Regions from separate parts of the Homo sapiens genome. Here region 2 is linked to region 1. Evidence: chromatin loops called from intact Hi-C (ENCODE). Cell type or tissue: A673. All regions are shown on one strand.

Region 1 (8,000 bases):
CTGCAGGGAGGTGACACCCAGGCCCCTTCCCCTGGGGCAGCCAGCTCACGCCCGTCTCTCTCCCACAGGTGCCACTGCAGGTTCCTTTGGCAGTAAGTACACGCCTGGGGAGGGTGGCCAGGGCCCCCACTGCACGAGCCTCTTTGCATGTCCTGGAAAAAGCTGGAGAGAAAAAAGGGGCTTCAGTGTCCCCTCTGGGACTTGGGCCTATTCACTCCCTCCTCTAATTACACCCCATCTGCTTCTCCACCTCTCCCCCCTCCACCTCCCCCCCTCCACCCATCCCCACTTCACATCATATGCCATGTGTCATGTGTCATTTTGCTGTGGCCTGTGGCCCAGCAACTCTCAGGCTCTCCCAGGAGCTCCATCAGTGCTGCTTTGGAAAACGGGACAGGACTTTTTGCAGGTCTCTTGGCCCCTGGGTGGGCTCCCTGCTCCTCCTGCCACCCACGCCACTTCTCTCACCTGGATCTGGGAGAGCAGTCTCTCCTGCCAGTCAAGAGTGGGGTGACCTTCCCCCACCAGGGGCAGAATCCACCCCCTAGCCTAACCATGGGGGCAGCCTCCCTCTGGGCAGCCTCTGCAGCCAGCTTGTCCCAGGGCTCTGCTCGTCCAGGTCAGCTCAGGTCCCAGGGGAGTCGGACCAGGGAGGGGCATCTGCAGGAGGTGGGGGTCCTGAGAGTTCCCCAGGAGGGCGAGGGCGACATGGCGCCCACAGGTTATCAGTAAATGTCATCGAGACTGTCCCCAGACACTCACAGGGTGCCAGGCACGGTCTCTCCTTTCAGCCTTGCAAACCCCTCCCCCTGGGAGGTCGCCATCTGCTCTGCGAGGCAGCAGGAGAGGACTGGCCAATGTCAAAGAGCCAGCCGGGAGCAGACCCCAAATCTCAGAGATGCTTCTGGGGTGCACCGTCACCCTCCACCAGGGCTCTGTGGGGCCCCACATCCCACCCAAGTTGTCCCTCCCGGACCCAGGGGGCCCCTGGCTGGGAAGCCAGTGAGCCGAGAGGGCGCCAGAAAGAAGCTGGACCCTGCAGGGACGCTGGTCTGCACAGCCGTCGTAAGTTGCTTCTCTGTGGTGTCCCCACCCCGGCAACCCCCCAACCCTCTCTTGCTTTTCCCATCTCTCACCAGGCATCAGCAGGTCCCAGAAAGACCCCGACCCCAAAGGCCCTGTGGCCACTGCGGCCACCACAGCCATGACAGGGGCCCCTACTACTCCTGTCCCCTCCACGTCCACTGCCTGGGCCCCCATGGCGCCCAGCACCCCACAGCCCACAGGTGGGTGCCAGGGTACAGCGACCCCTGTCATCCCACCCTCTCCTGCTTCTAGCCTGGGTCCCTGCCTCTCTTGGGGTGGGAGGGTCGGCAGCCCTGGGCAGAGAGCAGGGGCTTGGCTCTTAGAATAGAGACGCTAGAACCCTAGAGCTGGGAGGCCACAGGCCAAAGGGGCTTGAGGACACCTGGGTCAACCTGTTCCTGAGCCCAGCCAGGGGATTCAGGGATCAGTTCAGCTTCCAAAGTCGTCTTCCTCCTGCCCTTCAAGCCATTGCTTGGAAGGGCTCCCAGACCATTGTGGCCAGACGGCTGCAGGAACTGAGAGGAAAGGTGCTGGGGGCAGCGAGGCCATCCTGACATGCAGCCAAAGACTGGCCTTATCTCCCAATGGTGCTTCTGCCTCCGTGGTCCCTGGAGCCCCGCCCACACCCTGTCCCCACCTGGCCCCCAGGGCCTCTCTGTCCTTAGCCCCTCAGCAGCACACCGGTGGGATGGATGGAGCAGGGTTAGCCCAGAAAGCAAATGTCTCTGATCAGCAGGGCAAAGGGAGCCTCTGGAGCTGAGTTTGGACACCGTGGGCTGCTGGGAATGTGGAGGCTGTGTGTGTAGTGCAAGGCCAGGCCAGGGCCAGACGTCCTGCCCCCTCAGGGGTCTGCCACAGACAGGCATGGAAACCTGATTCTCGCTCCCCTCCAACGGAGGGATTCACGTGTATTCAAGGCTGGGGGTGCTGGAGTGGGCCTCTGCTCTCACCTGGACTCACCTGGGGAGTATCCCTGCACTCTGTGCAGTGCAGGTGCCAGGGGTCTGAAAGGATTTATCCTTCCCAGAGGGCACCAGGAAGACGATGACCAAGGGGAATTCTTCCTGGTCCCAGCCAGGGAGGGGTGCTCCAATAGCCTGCCACACCCTGTCCCCCGCCACCCTGCAGGGAGGACCTGGTGGGGACTCCTGGCCCCTTGGGTAGTGCCCTGGCCCTCCATCTCTCTGATCCAAGGAGACCTGCCCCACTGATCCTTCCCCCTTGGGGGGTGGCATTTCTAAAGGGCAGAGTCCCCTCCATCAGCTCCTGCCTCGGCCTGTTGCTGGGTGGACACTCAGGCTCCCCAGACAGGGGCAAATGCTGAGAGAAAGACCTCCTCCTTCCTAGGCCATCCAGAGCAGCTCCCCTGGGGGCAGCACACCCCACCTCTTTCTACATCCTTCCTTTTCTGCAGGAGGCATTTACAGGAGGCAGGGGCTAGCCAAAAGATTGGAGGATTTCCGGGAAGCCTCCTGACCCAGGAATCCTCTTTGGGGTGGAAGACATGGGTCACTCTGAGAATTCTGGACTTCAGACATAGGTTGGCCCAGCCACAAGGGACCTGTGCTTTGCTGCTGAGCCTGTGGTGGGCAGACAGAAGCAAAAACAGTGGTGGTGGGTGCTGTGCCTGTCTCCAAACAGGGGTTTGGCTGGGAGGCCAGATACTCTCCATATCACATGTGCAAGTGCACACATGCACACACACACATGCATGCACACACACAGGCATGCACACGCACATGTACACACACACACACACAGAGGAATCCATTTGCAGAGCTGCTTCTGACTTGGTGCCAGGGCAGCCGTGGGAGGCTGGGCAGATTGTGCAAAGTTGGGAATTAAAGAGGAAAAGTCAGAGGCCAGAGTGGGAAATGCAGGGGAGGTGAGGGTCCCCAGGACCCCCTCAGTGAGCAGAAGGCACACCCTCCCTCTCGGCAAGACAGTGCTGCTCTGCACCCTCAGCCCTGTATCAAGAAGCAGGACATTAGGGGAGGAGGTGGCTCCAATGTGACAGCCAGTGGCCCCTACAGCCCACATCTAGGGGCTCCTCCCTCCTCTTCAGCAACTGAAGCCCCTGTCCAGAGCCCCCATTAATGAAAACGATCATTGCAGTAGCTGAGGGTGAGTTCTCCTGGGCTGTGCTCGTATCATTGTATCATCATATCATTGTATTCTGGGCTCACAGCTCCGTGAGATGGAGGCTGTTATTTTCCTAGTCCCACAGGTGAGGGGATCGAGGCTTAGGAAGAAGCAGCTGGATTTTATGATATGTAAATTACACCTCAATCAAGCTGTTTCAGAAGAAAAAAGGGGCAGCTGCTCAAGGTCTCAGAATTATGGAGAGGCACGGGCAGGATTTGAACTCAGGGCTCGCCAACTCAGCCACCCAAAGCTATTGTCCTGAGGCCTCCAGGGGCTATGAGGTAGAGCTATCTTTTTTTTTTTTTTTTTTGAGATGGAGTTTCGCTCTTGTCGCTGAGGCTGGAGTGCAATGGAGCAATCTCAGCTCACTGCAACCTCCGCCCCCCCAGGTTCAAGCAATTCTCCTGCCTCAGCCTCCCGAGTAGCTGGGATTACAGGCACCTGTCACCATGTTCAGCTACTTTTTGTCTTTTTAGAGAGACAGGGTTTCACCATGTTGGTCAGGCTGGTGTTGAACTCCTGACCTCAAGTGATCCACCCGCCTCAGCCTCCCAAAGTGCTGGGATTCCAGGCGTGAGCCACCGCACCCGGCCAAGTAGTGCTGTCTCCAAGGCCTGGCTTGCAGGGCTTCCCAGTTCCAAAGGAGCAGACCGGGCTTCCATGGGGCCTTGGCACAGCACACAGGCCATGGCGAGAACTTGCTTCCCACACACCTGAGTGTGTCCCTGGGCAGCCAAGCCAGGACTCTCTCCCTCCCCAAGACCCTGGTCCCTGAAAGATCCTGAATACCCCCGAGTGCCTCCCAACAGGTGCTTCGGGCTCTTTGAACAGAGTCCAGCTGGGCCTCTGAACTCCTGGGCCAGATGTTTCTCCCGCCTGCCAATGTCAAGCTGTCTGGAGGACAGCGCTGCGGGCGGAAAACGCCGCTGGAGACACTAATCCTTTCCTGGGCTGGGCCACGGAGGATGGAGGGAGACAGGCTCTGAAGCAAATGCCTTCAGGGCTGGCTTTCTCATGGCTCTAATTAAGCCCTTGCCAATTTGGGCCTGGCGGCCTCATCTTCCCACTGAACATCATATTAAAGTCAATTCATGTCCAAAGCTCCCCGCTCCCAGCTGGAAAGTCTTCCGCACTTGTTAGCTGGTAGCTTTTCCTTTTCTTTCCCCACAGCCACCGTTGTGTATAATCCCTTCAAGAAGCGGAAAACAGCAGCGCTCCCCTGTCCCTCTGGGTTTGTCCTTTGAAATTTGGGCACAGGGCAGTTCTTTGCCAGCCCTGCCTGCCTGCCTTGCTGGCTGTGTGTCCCGTTAGTCTACGGGCTGAGCGTTGTGTCACTGGTTCATGCTGGGGTCCCTGGTGAAAATGGGCCAGGCCAGGGGTCAGGAAGGTAGAAGGGCAGTGATCAGGGAAGCAGGTCAGATGCTGGGGAAGGCTCCGGTCCCTGGATTGCGGCTGGACAGGAAGGACACCTTCCAGGACACTTCTGGACACATGTAAGATCTTGGCCGGAACACATGTCCCACTTCGCAGCCATTAGCCAGAGACATCAGCTCAGAGAGGTCTGGGCCCAGAGGCGGGACCTGGTCTAGCTCTGTCCTTCAGTCAGAACGGGGACGGCACAGGGAGTGTAGAAGGGTCTCGCTGAAGAATATGCAGATTCTCAGGCATGGGTTCACCTCTCATCTATCGGGCTTTAAGTCTGCATGTGCCCTCCACAGGCTGAAATAGTGTAGATGCTGCCTATGTAGTAGATTTGGACCCAATTCCTTTGGCCAGTGTAGACAGAGCCTCTCCTTATAGTGCTGCTGCTTCTAAGGGGCCTGTGGGGTGCGGGGCTGTGATGCCTCAGTATGTACCCAGCTTCCCTCAGCACCACCCCCTCGCATAACTTGGTTTCTTCTCTTCTTCCCCCCAAGAGTGGACCAGGCCATCTACGGCTGCCCCTCTCTCGAGCAGGTGGTCCCAGGTGGCCTCCCGTGCAGAAGGTATGGGGGGGCAAGGCCTGTGATGGGCCTGAGACCCCGGGGAAGCGCCCTCTTAGACTCGTAGGCCCCTCCCTCTGTAGTGGAAGTAGCAGGTGTGCATGGTGGGGACCTGAGGTTGGAGGGGGGCCGCAGGAACCAACTGAGGGCACGGGTGTAGAATGTCGGTGCCTGGGGAGCTCTAGGGCACAGTGGTGAGGGAGCGGCCTGGTAGAGCAGGTCTACCAGCTCTGCCCCCAAGCTCACCTGCTTCAAGAGGTTCCATGTGGCACCCCCACGCCAAGCCCTTCCACCAGCACTCCCTCCGAGGGCTTCGGAGTCTGGTAGAGGCCCCGCCTCCCACGACAGGAACCCCCCTCTCCAGCTGCCCTTGCTCACAGGACACCTGGGCAGTTGCTGGATCAGAGAGTCAGAGGGGGCTTCCTGCAGGAGCGGGGGCCATGAGACCTCGGAGGGTGGACTGTGGTGGGTGAAGGGAGAAGGCAGCACATTCCAGGCCGCAGGGCCAGCCGGGGCAAAGGCTTGGCAGTGGGATGGCAGGGAGCCTGACAAAGTGGAAAATGTGTGGGTTAAAGGAGGGAGGGCGGGGTCCTGGAAGACACTGACATCCTCCTGCTACGTGGGAGGAGACACAGGGCTCATCTGTAGCCATAGACAGACATGCCAAGGAAACGCGCAGGCCTGCCCGACTCTCCAGAAGGGAAATTGTCCCTGGCCCCAGCTCACCAAGCCTGGGTGGGGAATTAGGGCCTGAGGTCTAGGGAACAGGTGAGCTGTTCCTTCCAGCTCACATGTTCAAATTTCCTCCAGCCCCAGCTCTGAGCAGCGAGCAGGGCTTTGAGCGCCCTCTACTGGCAGGAAGCTCTGGCGCTGGAAGCATGTTTAGAGAGGGTCTGAGGCTCGGTTCCTAGAAACCTGGAGGACCTGGGCCTGGTGTCCTCTGTGGTGATGGAGACAGAGCTGGCGGGAGCCATCGCTTCCCTACCCTGGGCCAACCAGGGCACCACAGACCCCCAGAGGGAAGCCAAGGTAGTGACGATCCCGGGACAGTGGCCTGCTCACCCACAGATAGGGCGTTGGGGTCCCAGCGGGATTCTGGGCAGTGGAAGGCAGGTGCCGTCCGTGTTCCTGGCTTGACAGCACTTGCGAGTGGGACTCCAGGGACAGCGAAGGATTCACTTCGGCTGGAGCAGGAAGAGTGTTTCAGAAAGGAAGGGAGATGCCAAAGTCCTTAAATGCCAAGTTTAGTCTCTGGGTTTGATGCTCCAGGAAGTTTGGAGAGGCGGTGGGGAGAGCAAGAGACGGGCGTGGTGTGCAATGTGATGTCAATCTATCTAAAAACAGTTTGGCTTCCAAGAAGGTCTTAGCAGGGCGCGGGGGTGTCAGGGGTTACAGAAGTCATTTGGAGGATTAATCCAGCCAGATGTGTCCATGGTCTCAGAGAGGGGACCAAGGGCAGGGCTGATTTGCAAGCTTGGGATGTGCTGTGTTTCCTTCAGGAAGGGGCCCCACCTCCCTGGGCTCTTCGAGGAGAGGGGCTGTGTGATTTGAGGCCAGAGGGGCCTCTCCCTCCCTCACATCTGAGCAGGCGACAAGGCTGCCTGCCCTAGAGCTGGCCCAGGGCGGCTCGGAAGCCTTTGCTGGGCTCTTCCCTGGGCAGTGGGACCATGACAGACGAAAGAACCTGTTTCTCATCTCTCCAAGCTGTGGGCACCCCTGCCGCTGCCCCTGCCCCTGCCAAGGGCTACAAACTTTTCCAGCTCAAGCCCAAATCTCCTCAAGTGATGCCTATTGAAGAATTCCAAGGTAAGAGGATGGACCTGGGGCCCCATCAGCCCTCCCTGACACCTGTTCCCCATCCGCCGCTGGAAAAAGACGGTGCAGGATAGAGGACCGATGCCTGGCTCCGAAAACCCTCCTGGAGTAGCTGGGTCAAGGTTAAACTGAGTCTCTCTTCCCTACAGGCCTCCCTCCCCAAGGGAGCTGGGAGCAGGTATGAGTCAGAAGCCAACTTGGGCACAGTGGGCAGGCCACACAGCAGGCAGAGCAGATGCCAGAAATAGCCCATCCCGGCTCCCCTGGGAGGTGTGGCCCTGGGGCTCGTGTTGGTTGAAGCAGAATCTGGGACACACGGGTCACCGATGCTGCTCTTTGGGACACTTAGAGGATGCCTCATCTCCTCATTATCTCTGGAGGGACAAAGTGAAGGGGGCAGGACTAGGTGGCCCACAGGTGGGAGTGCCCACCATCTCTCCTGGGCACAGGCTGTTTCTCTAGTCTCCCATGCCCTTGACCACTGGGTCAGTCCCTCATCCCATCACAAAAGGGAAGCTGGGTCCTCTAGAGATACACAGATGGTGTTTCAAGAGGGTGGCCGTTGTCCTTCCTTGTTCGGGGGCAGCCACATTGGCTTTCTTGCTGGAGGGTGGGTGGGTGGGTGAGTACTGTGTCCCTTCGTAGGAACATCAAGGGATGCCCCCCCATTCTTAGGGATGGTGACCTTCCTCACCAAATCCTCCATTGACAATGTGGGATTCACCTCCAATCCCTGAGAGCCTTGCCCCAGGCAGTCACGGGCTTGTCTGGTCCTTGGAGCGGAGCTGGTTAGGCAGGGGTCAGCCTGAGAACCACGTAGGGGTGGGGTGCAGGAGGCGGCAGGACATGGTGGTGGTGGTCCTTGGTATGAAACCATGTGCTTCCAGGAGCAGCGAGTCAGAAGCCGGGCCAGGACCAGGGGGAGGCATGCAGGTTCCCAGGGCTCCTGCTTTAAAGTGGCACTCACTCTTA
Region 2 (8,000 bases), 51 kb before region 1:
GACGCTGTGCAAAGCACCCCATGTGTGCAGCTTTTTGCCCTCTCGTAACAGGACGGAGCCAGGTCAGAGTGCAGATGAGGAGAGGAAGGTGCAGGGAGGTGGAGATGCTGACCCAAGTTTGCACAGCCAAAACTAGGATCGGTCTCCAGGGCCTCCGTCACTGTCCTGTCCTGCCTTCTGTCACACAGGAGTTCGAATGGTCGTTCTGAAATTGAGAGCTAGCGGGGCTGGGATCTCACTGGGCGGCCACAGAGGGGTCCCCTGACCTCTTGGGGTCTCGTTGGCAGGAGGGAATTGTATTGGAATATCCAGGTGTGTGGATCCCTGTGAATCTAACCCTGGAGTGTTCCAGAACTGCCCACCCTGTGGAAAGGGACTCAGGCCTGTCTTCAAGGACCTGGCATCCTTCTGTCCCAGGGCAGTTTGTCTTGGGTCTCTCAGGGACCGTTTGGGCCTCTTCAGCCCCTCATTCCACTTCCCTCCTGCTGCCCAAGTCATTCGTCCACTTGACTCCAAGAGTCGGCTGGGGAAATAAAAGGAAATGAAACACGACCAGGCATTTTCCCTTGGCCGAAGCAGAAGTCTGCTGTCGGGCAAAAGGTGAAGAAGAGACCAATGAGAGATGAGCCCACGGTGCTCCTGCCCTCCACCAAGGCAGGCCATCCTCTGCTGCCAGCCTGCAACAGGGCAGTGTCCTTCTGGGAGGTGTCCCTCCCTCTGGGGGATCAAGAGATGGCCAAAAGCAGGTGGCAGCAAGTGGAGAAGGCTGTTAATCCAGAACGCACCTTGTCTCTGCCCCTGTCCCCACCCAGGCAACATCCAAAACCTTTGCCCACAGTTCTGGGGCTGGCACCGTCCTGGGGCTCAGCTCCTAGGGACGGGGCTCCCCCAGGCACTGGCTGCCAGGAACTGGGTGGCCCCGGGCAAGTCTCTTCCCATTTCGGGGTATAGACTTCCTGCCTGTAAAATGAGGGGGTCTGCAGGTCAACCTCAGAGTCCCACTGTACCCCCAGATTCTGCTTCAGGGAGACGGAGAGAGAGAGAAAGAGAAAGAACGATAGAGAGATGCAATAACCTCCCAGCATCCAGGAAGACCCAGAGGGGAGAAATGCAGGGAACCTACCCAGAAAACCCTGGAGCGGGAGCTTCTCACTTTTAATGGTCATGGCCCCACTTGAGAATCCATGGTGCTCTTCCTAGAACCACGCATGTGCACACGTGTGTGCAAACACTGGGCTCATGCACAGGCACACACACACACATATAAGGTTGCAAACACTTTCAGGGACTTCCCAGATTTCTCTGAGTCCATCCGTGGTCACTTTCGGTCAATCATCTGGCCTGAGCAGGTTCTGCCTTCTGGGGGCTCTTCTACCCTCAGGGAAATCAGGGTTTGGTTCCCTGTAATTGTCTGGTCCAATTGTCTGAGGACTTTCTCTTTTTTTTGAGACAGGGTCTCACTCTGTCACCCAGGCTGGAGTGCAGTGAAGCAGTCTTGGCTCACTGCAGCCTCGACCTCCTGGGCTCCAGTGATCCTCCCACTTCAGCCTCCTGAGCACCTGGGATCACAGGCATGCACCACCATGCCTGGCTAATTTTTGTATTTTTGTAGAGATGGGGTTTTGCCATGTTGCCCAGGCTGGTCTTAAACTCCTGGGCTCACTTTCTTTTTTTTTTTTTTTTGAGACGGAGTCTTGCTCTGTCACCCAGGCTGGAGGGCAGTGGCATGATCTTGGCTCACTGCAACCTCCACCTCCCAAGTTCAAGCAATCCTCCTTCCTCAGCCTCCCAAGTAGCTGGGATTACAGGCACCTGCCACCATGCCTGGCTAATTTTTGTATTTTTAGTAGAGACAAAGTTTCACCATGTTGGCCAGGCTGATCTCCTGACCTTAAGTGATCCGCCCACCTCAGCCTCCCAAAGTGTCGGGATTACAGGCGTGAGCCACCGTGCCTGGCCATAGCCAGACTTTCTTGATTCTATATCCTTCTCCTCAGAGCAGAAACATCGAGCATTTGTTGAGTGCCTCATGTATACCAAGCCCTTAACCTAAGCTATAGCTCATTGAACTCTCACAGAAGTCTTAAGGTAGAGCTTGTATTTAGATCCGTTTTGAATATGAGGAATCTCAGGTTCAGAGAATTTAAGCCACTTGCCGAAGGCCACACAGCTTCTAAGTAGAGGAGGCTGGCACCTCCAGCCTGGGCCGCCCGGCCCGGCATCCAGGTTCCTAAACAGGCTGCTCAGCTGACACGAGTCGCTCTGGATCTCAGAAAGCGCCTGATAGACGGAGGCGGCTGTCATCTGTGTGTGTGTGTGCGTGCGTGCAGCCATGTGTGCTGGTGAGCATACTGTCCCTGTCAGCCTCTCCTCCCCCAGCACACCCCGGCAGCCCAGAGAAGGGAGGGCCCGGAGGAGTGACGGTGTTCCCCACCCCCTGCCCTTTGAGACACAATGGAGTCCGCTAATCCAGTTACTTGATAATTCACTTATTTCATGTCTATTTGGCAGCGAGCGTGCTCCCACGCACCAGCTCTGGGGAAGGCGAGATGGCTTTGCCTGGAGGAACCTGATTGTTTTTCTGGGGAAGGAGTGGGGGAAAAAATTGCACCCAACAATGGACAATAATGGGCCTAAAAATAGAGGGTGGAGGGTGCAGGGGGTGGAGGAGTGTGCTGTCTGCCAAGGGAGGGCTCCAGGCCTGTCTGCTTGGCACGGGGCAGCCCTACCCTCCTGCCCAGTTCCCCTCCCCTGCACTGGGTTGGCCGCCTCTCAGCCTAGAGGAGGGGCACTGGAAGGAGGAGGCCCAAGTGGGTGGGGGGCTGGGTGGCCTTCCTTGCTGTCTCTGCCCGCTCCAAAATGGAAAATTGTCCCACCCAGGGGGTCCTGGAGGCAGCAGCCACGACCTTGGGTGGACGCTGCGCCTCATCAGCCCTGACTAGCCGTGATGCCCAGGACCTTCCCCCAAGGGGCTCAGGCATCAGCTGAGAACTGCAGCCTTGGGTACAGAGTACGGGTTGTCTCCCAGCAGGAAAGGGAGGTTTCAGGTTTTGTGGCTCTTTTCCATCTCCCAACACTTGGGGCAGTCTTCTCGAAGGCCTCAAGCCCAGCGGGCAGCTATGACCCCACCAGGAGCGGAGCGGGCAGGGACCAGGCTGCCCTCTAAGCCACTCGGCTGGCTCTCAGCCGGGGTGCACACTGGACTTGCCTGGGAGCTTTTCATTCCCCCCCTGCCGCAGCTGCCCCCCAGACCAGCTTCAGCAGCCTCTCTGGGCGGCCCAGCAGGAGGAGGCATTAAACCTCCCCAGGTGGTCCCAGTGCACAGCCAAGTTTGAGAAGCACCGATTGAAACCTCTCCCAGGCCTGCCCTGGAGCCCTTCCAGCCTGAAGCATCTTGTCGTCTTAAAACTGAAAGACCAGGAGGAAGAGAATTCCATGGCCTGCCTCGGCTCTCTCAGAGCCTCTCTCACATCTGAGCTGCAGGTGCTCCATCCTCCTTCTGGCTTCCTGGGTGCCGAGGGGTGCCAGCTCTCCAGGCTTGGGAGAGGGCCACTTAAGCCCTCACACTTTGTTCCCAGGCTCTTCACCTGTCTTCCTGGAAGGAGGGGGCCGGCCAGCATTAGGGCTGTCACGGGCGCTGCTTAATGTCAAGCTGCCCATCTGGCTCCTGGCCTCCCTTTGGCCTTCTCTCCTGCGCTCCCCACCAAGCTCCTGGCTCAGCAGCGTGCATGCGTTAACCCATTGCCCCCCTGCAGTGTTTTGTGTGTCCAGCCTGGCCCTTTGCTCAGTCGACCTAGAGCACCATCCTCCCAGACTAGTCGAGTGTCCCTCCACCTGTCCTGAGTCCAGATGAAATCCCACCTCCCCCAGGAAGCCTTCTGACTGCCCCAGCCCGTCACCTCCAGGGCTTGTCATCTGTGCCACTCATGGGGACCAGGACACAGGTGACTTCTCTGGTGGACACAGCAGAACGGTCAACATTCCCAAAAGGGAGCAAATTGCCCGAGTCACCAGAAGTGTGACCTTGAGCAAGCATCTGGCTCAGGGGCTCTTGGCTTCCCCACCTGTAGGTAAAATAACAGGAACAGTGTCATCGTGTGGGGGCCCTTCCCTGGACCACCTGGACCAGCCTCTCAAACCTGGCCACACATCTGAGTCACCTGCTGAGGGTTTTGGTTAGTTGGTTGGTTAATTACTCGATTGGTTAGTTTGTTGGTTTGTTTGTTAGCTTTCAATTTGGAGTAGAATTTCTGACCTTAGGGCCCAGGAATGTTGCCACACCCCTCCCGTCCCCAGGTATTGTCATGTTTTCATGGGTGGCCAAATCTAAGAGCTGCTTCTCTGGGGCACGAAGGATGTTCACAAATAGTTGATGAATAAGTGAATGAATAAATCAATGAAACTTACCAGCCCAGCCTCACTACTCGCACCCACCCCCAACGACGAGCCAGGGTTCATCCACAGAGGGGTGTACCTGTCCAGGTGTCCCCAGGTGTGGGCAGACCCAGTAACTTTACTCTTTCATCGGCCCCACCGCCTCTTAACTCCTCAGAGACCAGCAGGAAGAAACCCTCGGAGGTCGCAGCTTCTGGCTGTTCTCAGGGGCAGGCCCCGTCCATCGGGTGCTGTGTCTACTCCTAAGACCTGGTTCTGAGTATGGAACACCTGGAGAGGGAAGGGGCCGAGGAGGGGGAGTCACTCGGCTGTGTCAGGCTCCGCCCCTGCCTTCCTGAAGCACACAGTGGGGAGGGGACACACCCGTCATTAACCGAAGAAGCCACTGGGGAAAACTGTGACCCAGTGCTCCCTTGGGACTGGGGGGCAGTGGCCAGGGGTGTTTTCCCTGAGGAAAAGAAATTTAAGCAGACACCTGCCAAAGGCTGGAGGGAGAGCTGTAGACAGAAGATGGCTCAACCTGAAAGCTCCGCGGGGTGGAGGGGGCATCCAAAGGGCGGGAGAGACTGGCCAGTAGAAAACGAGGCCAGAAGCCGGACATGGTGGCTCACGCCTGTAATCCCAGCACTTTGGGAGGCCGAGGCGGGTGGATCACCTGAGGTCAGGAGTTCGAGACCAGCCTGACCAACATGGGGAAACCCAGTCTCTACTAAAAATACAAAATTAGCCAGGTGTGGAGGCACATCCGGTAATCCCAGCTACTTGGGAGGCTGAGGTAGGAGAATCACTTGAACCCGGGAGGCCGAGGTTGCAGTGAGCCAAGATCGTACCAGTGCACTCCAGCCTGGACAACAAGAGCGAAACTCTGTCTCAAAGAAAACAAGGCTGGAAAGACAAGGGAGAGAGGCAGAGCTGGTGGCAGAGCCAGGCCCAGGGTTTGGACTTAAGAAGGGGAAGGCGCTGGGGCTCTGAGGAGGAGCTGGAGACAAAGGGAAGGGTGTCTGGCTGCAGGCTGAGAATGGGCTGGGGGTGGGGAGGCTAGAGGGGTCGGTGGAGGCCCCAACCAAGGCGGGGCAGGGGAGAACAGAGTGAGCCTTTAGGAGAAACCACTGCTGGGGACCAGGCTTCACTCTCAGCCCATCCGGAAACCTCTTTCAGCTGATGCTTCCCCCGACCCCCTTCCCCACCCTGGGCCTCTGTTGGAAGCTGGCTGAGGCCCTGTTGATCAGCAAGAAAGCCCAGGGCAGCTCTCAGAGAAGAGGAGAGGGGGCCCAGAAAAGGCCCCCAGGATCTGGGGAGGGGATCCGAGGAGAGGCAGCTACCAAGCGCCCCAGCCAGGGGGGCCTGTCCCTCACCCCACCCCGGCACTGAAACCCTCACAGCCACTTTTTTCCTCCCTCCGTGATAAAATATTCATGGCGGCAGAGTGGGCCCTCTTTGGGAAGGCTGCCTGGGTCTAGCTTATGCTCTGCACAAGCTTTTAAAGAGCAGGGCGCTGTTCCTACTCTCTAAGCATTTTCTAAGTCCTGAATCAATAATGCACTTTCCTGGGCTTCTCCGGATGTAGCCCTCTTCCTCTCGGTGCCTTTCCCCCGCCCGCCCCCTTATCTTTCTTTCCCTTTTCTTCTCTCCCGTTCTTTCATCCTTCCATCTCTCCTTTCATTTACTTTTTAAAAAAGTATGAAAGTGTTGAGCTGTTTGGGTGGCCAGTGAAGCCCTGAGTAGGGAGTGGGCAGGAAGGGAGGCGCCAGACTGAGCCCCTGTGTGTGCAGGGAGGAGGAGGAGGAGTGGGAGGAGGAGGAGGAGTGGGAGGAGGAGGAGGAGTGGGAGGAGGAGGAGGAGGGAAAGGAGGAGGAGCAGCAGCGGCTGAGCGCTCCCGCTGGCCCTGCTAGGGAAGTGTTTGAGGATCACTGAGCTCCTGGTGTGGGGAAGGAGGAGGGCTTAGCCTCACCCGGCCTCCCTCTCTCCTTTTTCTAATCAATTAGAAAGTGTTTACAGCATAGCCAGAGAAAAATAGGGAACCTGGGACCAAGAAAAAATGCAAAGCACCGGCCAAATTTCAGCCCCACACTCGAAGGAGGGAGCAGTGGGGTTTCACCTATCTGCCTTCTGTGGTAATGAAACCCCTGTCGCTAGAGGTATGCAAGAGAAGGGGAGCCTTACCCTGTCTGAGACAGACGCCCATGTGTCTGGTCCATTCTGTCAGTCGCCTGTGGGGTGCCCCAGGGATGCACGGGCACTCTTCAACTGGGATAGAATTTCCTGCCCCAAACATTCCTGGAAATCTGGCTGTGGGAAGAATCCACATATGCCCAGGGCAAAGCAGAATGTGTCCTTTAAGAAAACAATAATACATTTTTAAGTTCCTGGAGAGATTAACCCTTGTCTAGCCAGAGCCATGGCAATGCCTCCCCGCCCACCACACTCTGGTGGTTCGGCTGACGGAGGAGATCAGTCATTCAGGGGTCTGCGGTCCTGATGAGCAGTGGGTGCCCACACCAGGCCTGGCATTTCATCCTTGCTTTCTGACCTTGGCTTCCCAGTTGACCCTCTCCCGGGCAGCTCGTCCATCAGGGCAGCCCAATGCCCTCAGGTCCTCCGAAAGGATCTCAGGGTGTTCTGTGGGGGCAACCCGAATTGGTGTAAGAAGACTAAGCAGTCGATCTGCTGGAACAGCATCCCCAAAGCGGAGCGAAGCCCGCGGATGCCCACCGCCTCTCCCCCAGGCAGCGTCCTACCTGGATAGAACTGCCTGGAGCCACTGCAGAGGGTCCTCGCTCAGTTAGGGAATGTTTGTCATATACCGCTGTGTGCAAACAGCTGTTGGGAGTGTGGCACAAAGGTGGGTAAGGCCCCTGCTCTCCCAGAGTTCACACTCACAGAAGGTTCTGGAAGGAGGAACACTGTGGGCAGGGTTGAAAGGCCTAAAGTGCTCCCTTTCCTCCCAAATAATGCGGGGTGAGGGGCGGTGAGGAGAGCCGCTCTGAGCAACCAAGGAACTGAGATGCATTTTCTGGGTCTCCTTTTGAGCCGAGGCAGGTTCGAGAGGCAGCCAGAGACTCTGGGTTCAAGGTGGACCTGTGCCCAGGCCATGCCCACTGTGGCCCCCCTGGGGGAGGAGCAGGGGCGGTCGCCGTGGCTTTGGGAGGCTCATTGCTGGGACAAGCGAGTCCCTGGGGAGGCAGCGCTTGGAGGCTCGCTTGCCTGCCCCTGCCTGAGTAATTGCTTGGAGCTGGGAGGAAAATTGCTCCAACCAGAAAACAAAACAGAAAAGCCGCCTTGGCCAGCTGCAGCTCCAGCCCTAAAATGCCAGGTTGGTTTACGCTGATTCACGAGCGGGGAGGGTGACCTTGCTGTCTGTTGTCCAGGGCCTGTGCACGAAGAGAATCTGGAAAGGGAAGGAGAGAGACACCTGCACGCTGGGGAAGGAATTAGCAGCACAGAGAGCAAGAGGGACAGCGATCAATGAAACCATAGAAGGAGAATGAGAAACACACACACAGAGAGCGAGAGGGAGCAAGAGAGAGAGAGAGAGAGAGAGAGAGAGGGACAGAAAACAAGAGGGAGGGAGGGAGGGAGAGCTCAGAGAGTTAGAGACCGTCAGG

The links. A loop is a pair of places that touch in the nucleus more often than their neighbours do. Peaks named below come from ENCODE experiments on the same cell type or tissue, not always from the same donor. Only the 100,000 strongest peaks of a DNase experiment are listed, where the experiment ranks them.
Region 2: a loop joins it to region 1, with 2.7 times the contacts of the local background. A loop is called at or near these places in 32 of 110 quality-filtered maps.

What each region holds. Positions count from the first base shown.
Region 1 is chr9:132,230,504-132,238,503 of GRCh38, forward strand. It overlaps NTNG2 (netrin G2), which reads left to right. Exons shown (of 8, transcript NM_032536.4): 5 at 69-92. Among named protein-coding and RNA genes, the nearest start is that of NTNG2, 72 kb to the left of the region's middle. In A673, CTCF peaks have their summits at 6,058 (motif pointing left) and 6,258 (motif pointing right); DNase peaks (open chromatin) are centred at 4,248 and 6,038.
Region 2 is chr9:132,179,656-132,187,655 of GRCh38, forward strand. The region is part of intron 2 of NTNG2 (netrin G2); the gene reads left to right. Among named protein-coding and RNA genes, the nearest start is that of NTNG2, 22 kb to the left of the region's middle. RefSeq lists enhancers at 6,107-6,401, 6,752-7,365. In A673, a CTCF peak has its summit at 3,089; DNase peaks (open chromatin) are centred at 2,446, 3,036, 3,336, 6,146 and 1 weaker place; H3K4me3 peaks cover 1,159 bases; H3K27ac peaks cover 3,626 bases.